Linked DNA regions of Homo sapiens: all the other regions are linked to region 1. A link is a loop called in an ENCODE intact Hi-C map of the cell type or tissue named here. Cell type or tissue: PC-9. All regions are shown on one strand. Region 1 overlaps MGST1 (microsomal glutathione S-transferase 1). Region 2 overlaps LOC101928362 (a long non-coding RNA gene). Region 3 overlaps DERA (deoxyribose-phosphate aldolase).

Evidence for each region. Peaks named below come from ENCODE experiments on the same cell type or tissue, not always from the same donor. Only the 100,000 strongest peaks of a DNase experiment are listed, where the experiment ranks them.
Region 2: it touches region 1 in a loop (3-fold over the local background); 16 of 110 quality-filtered maps call a loop at or near these places.
Region 3: a loop joins it to region 1, with 12 times the contacts of the local background. A loop is called at or near these places in 2 of 110 quality-filtered maps.

Annotation. Positions count from the first base shown.
Region 1 is chr12:16,349,507-16,352,006 of GRCh38, forward strand. The region is part of intron 1 of MGST1 (microsomal glutathione S-transferase 1); the gene reads left to right. Among named protein-coding and RNA genes, the nearest start is that of MGST1, 3.1 kb to the left of the region's middle. RefSeq lists an enhancer at 1-18. In PC-9, no CTCF peak of the experiment used is centred here; a DNase peak (open chromatin) is centred at 1,355; H3K4me3 peaks cover 2,313 bases; H3K27ac peaks cover 2,406 bases.
Region 2 is chr12:16,164,157-16,166,656 of GRCh38, forward strand. All of the region lies in intron 1 of LOC101928362 (a long non-coding RNA gene), which reads left to right. Among named protein-coding and RNA genes, the nearest start is that of SLC15A5, 110 kb to the right of the region's middle. In PC-9, a CTCF peak has its summit at 1,464; no DNase peak of the experiment used is centred here.
Region 3 is chr12:15,955,344-15,957,843 of GRCh38, forward strand. It overlaps DERA (deoxyribose-phosphate aldolase), which reads left to right. Exons shown (of 9, transcript NM_015954.4): 2 at 1,593-1,690. Among named protein-coding and RNA genes, the nearest start is that of DERA, 45 kb to the left of the region's middle. In PC-9, no CTCF peak of the experiment used is centred here; DNase peaks (open chromatin) are centred at 1,288 and 1,676; H3K4me3 peaks cover 889 bases; H3K27ac peaks cover 2,500 bases.

The DNA of each region.
Region 1 (2,500 bases):
GTCTCTCCACTGTGAATTTGGGTCATATTACTCACTACTTTTCTGGGCCTTAATTTCCTTACATACTAAAGGTAGAAAAAAATATTATTTGCTCTACCTCAGGATTTTTCGGGTCAAGCGAGATAAAATATGCAAAAGCTTTTTGAAAATTCTAAAATCCTCAGTGCCTAGAACAGCGCCAAAGTCGGAAGTTTTTTATTTACCAAACACACAGCATTTAACAGGTCCCAGAGCTTCTTTTTTTTTTTTTTTTTTTGAGACGGGGTCTCGCACTGTCACCCAGGCTGGAGTGCAGTGGCACGATCTCAGCTCACTGCAAACTCCGCTTCCCGGGTTCACGCCATTCTCCTGCCTCAGCCTCCCGAGTAGCTGGGACTACAGGCACCTGCCACCACGCCCAGCTAATTTTTTGTATTTTTAATAGAGACGGGGTTTCACCATGTTAGCCAGGATGGTCTCGATCTCCTGACCTCGTGATCTGCCCGCCTCCGGCTCCCAAAGTGCTGGGATTACAGGCATGAGCCACCGCGCTCGGCCCCCGCTTTTCTAACTTTATTCAGCTAAGGCTCACAAGAATCCAGTGAAATGGGAGTTCTTATTCAACTCCTTTCACAGGTAAGGTGAAGAGGTCCCAGAGAAGTTAAGTTACACTTACTAAGTGGCAGGGTCGAGATCCACCCGAATGCCAATCTAGTTCCAGAGTTTTGAATACTTGACACTCTACCCCATGTCCTCTTATGAAGAAGTCACCTCCACATTAGGGGACAGAGCTCTGGTCTCTGGCAAGAGAGGTTGAGATACTTATTACCATGCTGGCCAATGAATGGAGAATATAATGAGCAAACAAACCACTGTGCAAACATGATTGATCATTGTAAATATTTTCTATAATTCATAACCAAATTAGTGTTTTTCCCTGCTTACTTTTCTTTGATTATTTCTCCTTCATTCCTTGAATCCTCAAACCACTTAACATTTCATCCTGTTATTTATTATTATACAGGACCACTCTTCTCCCTCCTGACAACCTTTCCTGGTAAAAGGCTTTCAGTAATTTTGTTGTGGCTGCAGAGCCAACCATGATAATGGCTGCAGTTTTGTGCAGCAAACTCGTGGCAATTGATTGATAAATCAGCTTTGGGGGAAAAAAAGTTTACAACAGCATTGCCTTAATCCATGCTATAAACAACTACTATTTCTTAATGTTCTTACCTTAACTGCTCATTACCTGGCTCTTGGGTACCTGTGAAGGGGAAGATGTTACCCTGGAGAGATGGTTCATTGACTCATCAGGTGTGTGTCAGATGCTTGGTGCTGGCCAGTCTCCCAAACCCACAGACTTGAGGAGTTAAGCCACATTCTTCGTGATTGAGAAACTCTGTGTGAAGTGCACAGTGTGTTGTTCATTTTTAAAGAAAAGGCCTCCCATTGCCCTTTTTCCCAGCCACTGACTTCTTTGTGTACTTTCCTACCAACAGTCCTGGGAGGCTGCCATTTTTTTCTCTACTCTTTCAATACTGATTTTCAATGAGGGGGAAAAAAAAGTTCTCTGGACTTTTGTTCCATCAATACATAAATTTCATTCTGGGAACATTAGTAGAGGCCTATAGAGAATGTTTTAGTTTTAAAATTATTGTTAAGTAGCAACTTTCTATTTGATAAACTTACCTTAATTTTAAAAAACTTCACACGCTTGCTGTATTTCTTCACATCTTTGTACAGAGGCCTGGGACTTAGGGATCCTTTCTTAAGCTAATTACTTTACCTACACTCTGAAGGATAGTGCAGTTTATTCATGACTTTCACCCCTTCAATACTAGAACAAGCAGACACATTAAATGTTACCAAAAATATTATATTGCACTGAGAGCTAATCTAACATACTGTGCTTTCAAGACTAGAGACTTATGGAGGTTGATTAATTTGCTATCTAGGGGATTTTTTAAAAACCTTGCGCATGTAGTTTCTGTTTGCCTAAATCCAAGCTGTATATTTTTAGCCTAAGAAAACAAAAATAGGGGGGCCAGGCATGGTGGCTCATGCCTGTAATCCTAGCAGTTTGGGAGGCTGAGGCGGGTGGATCACCTGAGGTCAGGAGTTTAAGACCAGCCTGACAAATATGGTGAAACCCCGTCTTTACTAAAAATACAAAAATTAGCCAGGTGTGGTGGCGGGCACCTGTAATCCCAGCTACTCGGGAGGCTGAGGCAGGAGAATGGCTTGAACCCAGGAGGCAGAGGTTGCAGTGAGCCAAGATTGCACCACTGCACTGCAGCCTGGGCGACAGAGTGAGACTCCATCTCAAAAAAAGAAAAGAAAAGGAAACAAAAATAGGGGTTACTTAGGTAGCTTTGATTTCTTTATCTGCAAAATGGGAATTTTAATACCTCACCACATAACTGGAAAAAGAAAGAAGATGACAGATATAAGGGGTGCCTACTTGTGCCAGCCACAGAGTAGGCATTCACTTAATGTCAATTGAATTAGAATTAAGCAGAAT
Region 2 (2,500 bases), 190 kb before region 1:
TTGCAACAGAGATGGCAGAACTTAAAGTAAATATATTCTAGAAGGATTATTAAGTGGTAAACTGTCACCATGAACTTTGTATTCAAGGTTAGTGTGACAGTAGGGTTAGGTACTGTGTCTGAATCTCAAAATATTGTTTTCAAGAAAAAATCTAGGGATTTATGGAATGCCAGGGTGCAGATTTCTACTGATTACTTTTAATGGGATAAGAATTGGGATTGGTTTTATTTATAGCTGATTTATACATGGTGGGATTTGCAAAACTCTGAGAGACTGCTTGAACACCTGCCATTATACCTGAAATTCCAACATTGCAAGTTATTTTCAGGTGATAAGGCATGGTCTTCTATTAGGGAGAAATTCCTCTGGTGCAATAACCCTGTGGAACCAGCATCTGTTCTTTACCCTTTAATTTCTAAAGATTCACTAATTTCCTTTTTGATTAGGAACACCTCACTGCAAGCAAGGTGTTGCTACAATACTGTGATTGTATATGATGCTAAATTTTGATAATTAATGGGAAGGGTAAGGAAAGTTAGAGAATGGTGTCCAGGGCAAGACTATTAGGTTCTGCAGTGAGGTGTTGCAGAGAGCAAGGGGAAGGACCAAAACTGAGAAAGCCTTAAAGCTAGATACCTCTACTCACAACTTATTTGAGGAGGCTGCCCCTGAGTTAAGTCACTTGGAAAGCAGATAGATCAATTTATATTCCCTTGTTCTTAACCTGTTCTGCTTGTCCTTTACCCGACCTATTCACATAAGAATCTGAATATTGGGTTTAGAATAGTTTTAAAATTTCCCGTATAGTGGGGAAAAATCACAGGCATAACAATTAAATTACATTCCGGGGGAATAGCATTTATATACTGTTTTATATTGACTAAGTATTTCATCTCATATCAGAGGACCACCAAATATCTTTCAATAACATTGTTCTAGGGAGACTAAAAGACACTTGTATTCTTTCCTCCCTGAAAGATTTCAGTTCCCAAATTGTGCTAGCCAGTCAATGTGACCTCTTCACCCTCTGAAACTTTTTCATTTTTCTTTATATTGACAAAAATAAGACTTCTTTCAATAGTGATGTATTCTTTGCGCCTGAGGCCAGAAGGTCATCCATGTAAATGAGCCATGTAAACAGCCTGTTATGATCAGATTTTTTTGATGAGGGGGTGGGGGAAGAAATTAACATTACCTTGTACTTGGTTTGATGTGGTAGATAATTTTGAGCAGTAGACTGTGACCCAGGTGTCCACAAATTAGATTATTTGGGGAGCTATACCTGCCAACTGAACTCTAGATGAAGGTGCACTGGTTACCAAAGTGTCCCATGTATAATAATTTTAAAAATTATTAAAACCAGAAATCTTTTAAGGCCTTTTGCAATATAGGAGTCTCTATCAAAACCACAACGTATCTTTGTACCAATAATTCCGTTGTTATCAACCCACATGGCCACTGGATGTCCCCACTCTTCCTCAAATGCAGCTAAGGCATCACTTAACTGGCAGTTATAAAAACAATGCATTTTCCAGGGAACCTTCAGAAACATCCTGCAAGAGTTCTGGGTGTGCTTGGCAGGATTGTTTGTCCCTGGCAATAGCAGGACTGATTAGAAATGGGTAACTTAAGAGACTGAGTTCAGTGAGAAGAATTATTTGGCTCATGTCATTCTGTGTCATTGCAGATTTACTTCTGTAATCCTCTCCAATTGCTTTTTTTGTTTTTCCCTAAAAAGCTCTAAAAGGGGAGTAGCTCTGAGGATACTTCTGCTGTAATCATCAGAGGTGAAACAAGAATGAGTTGGAAAAGGTGAGAACATGGGAGAATGAGCATGACAACTTTACAACATACATGAGAAACTACTTCCTGGGAATGAAGGATAAAATGTATATGGTATTCTTTAGCATGGTGAAAGGTGTGAATTTTGATCACTCCTTTATTCTCAGCAATTGTACCTGATCAGTTATAGCCGTGCAACAATTGACTGAACACTGGACTTAAGAGTTAAGACCAGGATTTGAATCTCATTTCTATTACTTGTTTCATGACATGTGACAAGTACGCTTTGTGTCTCTGAACCTTGGGCCCTTGTCTGTAAAATGGGGTGATATAGTGCTTTCCTCAGATTTCTTGGGAAACTTAAATTATATTTTTTATATGAAAGAACCTAGGACACAGTGGTTACAGAATAACTGTCAAATTTCTTAAGAATTTGGGAGGCAATTAAAAGTTAAATAAGGATTTTATAACTTCAAAAGATCTGTGGTTTAGTTACAATAGAAATAGAAGGATTTAGTGTTACTTACAATATATTTTAATATCTATTCAGAGTTAATAAAAATTATTTAACGACATCAGCTCCCCCTTTGCAATTGTCCCAAAGGAAGAATTATACATAGCTAGTGAATGCCTCACCTAAAAAGGAAAAAAAATCCCAAAGCCTTGGAAAGTGGAACCTTCTTAAAAGGAAAGCACTACAGATACTTAGCTAATTCTT
Region 3 (2,500 bases), 390 kb before region 1:
TTACAGGTCTTAGATAAATTGGGACGAAGTCTAGAGTGTCTGGTCTGATTTTCTCGGGCTCTGCTAGAACAAAAACAGCCCTTGAGTGGGAAAGCAGAGGCAGATTTCATCGGCCTGACCCCAGACTCCCATTTTCTCTGTGAAGTTGGCTCAGCAAACAAGCAAGAAAACATACAATATCTTTGAGGAGCAGGAGCAGATGGATTGAAATGTTAAAAATCTGGTTTGTTAAATGATTTCAGCTAACAAAATAATTAGAGAGAAAAAGAAGCACCCAAACTCTCTTCCTTCTTCAGTGAAATTTAAATAAGATCATTATTAATCACTCAGAGTCCACCTTGCAATCTCTATACCTTTAATACTGATACTTTTAAGAAGAATGAAATGAAAATGAGTGAGAGAAAGAATGTCATCTGTAAACATTAGTTTAGATGCAAATACTTCAATTTGTATTGTTACATGATACAGTATGTGATTAGCAGTTTTCCTCATTGCATTATAAAGAGTTTTGTAATTAGTGCATTTTTTCTAATGGATAACTTTTTTTCCACAGTACTCTTTTAAGGCTCTTTTAAAAACATGGAATTGCTGGAGAGATATAGAAGTGAGGTTAGTTATAGAAGGTAAATAATGTTCATGTCCGATTTACCGTGAGGCCACCTATGTTTATAGGATATTGGTGGATGAAGTTGAAATATGTGTACCAAACACTGTTGGATGTTAGACACCCAAAGATGAGTAACATCATGGCTGACAATGTACTAAGTACAACGAATGGTTTCACCAGGAATCCTTGATGAATTGATTACAAGTTCTGTGGTAGAGATCTATCCAAATGTTAGCTCTGTCTGGGGAGCTGACAGTGTTTTCACAACAGCTAATATTTAGACTAGGTCTGAAGGTAGAAATTACAGTTAACTGGAAGAGAAGAGAGAGTAGATCAAGGTAGGAGAGAGCATTTCAGAACAAAAGCAACAGAGATAGCTCCTGAAACTTTAAATAATTTGTTTTTTCTTTTTTTCTAACTTCTGTTATATCAGTCAATGTTGTTATTTCTAATACATTTTGAAAAATTTTTCTTTGAAGAAAGAATGGGCTGTATCCTGTCAGCATGCAGTAGGTATTAATCTTGCCAGTAAGCGGGTAGTGAGCACAGATTCTGTAAGCCCCACCATTAGTTCACTTAAGATTTGTTAATCATTTGCTCTCCTGGGCTGGACACTCACCAGTAAGTCTTTGCTCTCAGAGGTGAGGTACGTGGCATGGGTAACACACATTTCCCACGTCGTTAGACATGTCTGTGTGATGAATCAATACAGGTTCTTCCAGTTCCAAATGTATAGGCTGGTACAGAAGCAATTGTGGTTTTTGCCTTTGAAAGTAATGGAGTGATTTTGCATGAAGTATGCCTTTTGTTGACTGGTCTTCCATCAATAAGGTTGTTTATTTATAGTTGTACAAAAAAGAAATATAAGCTTTAAAAAAAGGTTGATGTCAAATGATAAATGTATCCTTTCAAGGACCATGTAAAAATAGGTGACTATATTTAATGAAACTTTAGGTTTCAGAAAGTGTTTTTCTGTCTGTTTTAGACCTTAGCTGGATCTCCAAAATACAAGTGAATCACCCGGCAGTTCTGAGGCGTGCGGAACAAATCCAGGCTCGCAGAACCGTGAAAAAGGAGTGGCAGGTAAGGGTTCTTCTTGAGCATTCTGTGCCTGTATTTTACAATGCATGGTCTCTTCCCTCAAGGCCACAATATTGAATTTCACTCAAGATGCATCTAAACTTAAAAGATTGCAGCTGTCCATGACTTATTTTAATAATTCATATATGATGATGATGGGTTGGAGAAAGATAACACATTTATCCAAACAAGTTAAAATCTTATCACTCTTGAGTGGCAAAACCGCAAATGAATTTGAGGCATCTTTATTCATGAGTGAATTAAATGGCATATTTTCTCAACACATTTATTCAGTTTTTTAGACATGCCTTCTTTGGTTGTCTTCTGTTTTAATTTTAAAGCCCTAACATCTAAACTTGATGTGTCCACTGTTGAGGCCCTTAGGTATAAGAGTTGACCTTTCTTGACCATCATATTTACCTTACTATTACTTTCTATAAATCATTTTTCAAAATTCCAAAAATGATGTTTCGTAGAGTACTTGCGGTCAGCATTTTCTTCAGTGTATCCCAACCAAAGACGTGCTGTGTAGGATTAAAGGGAATTCAGAGTTCATTTCACAAGTGAGACAGAATACTGTGATTGAATCCTTGAGAGTGATAGTTCACGTTTTGCTCATCCTTAGAAATATTCTGGTTGAAAAGGTAAAATAAAATTCATCAGACTGAGTTGTGAAATATGAATATTGTTTTAAAAATGGAATTGGATTAAATTGAAAAAACACCAAAAAACTTGGAAACTTTTAAAAATGATAATCTCATCCCAGATCCCAGAGCGGGAGGTAAAATGTAAGGTAGAAACCTTCTTTCGGAG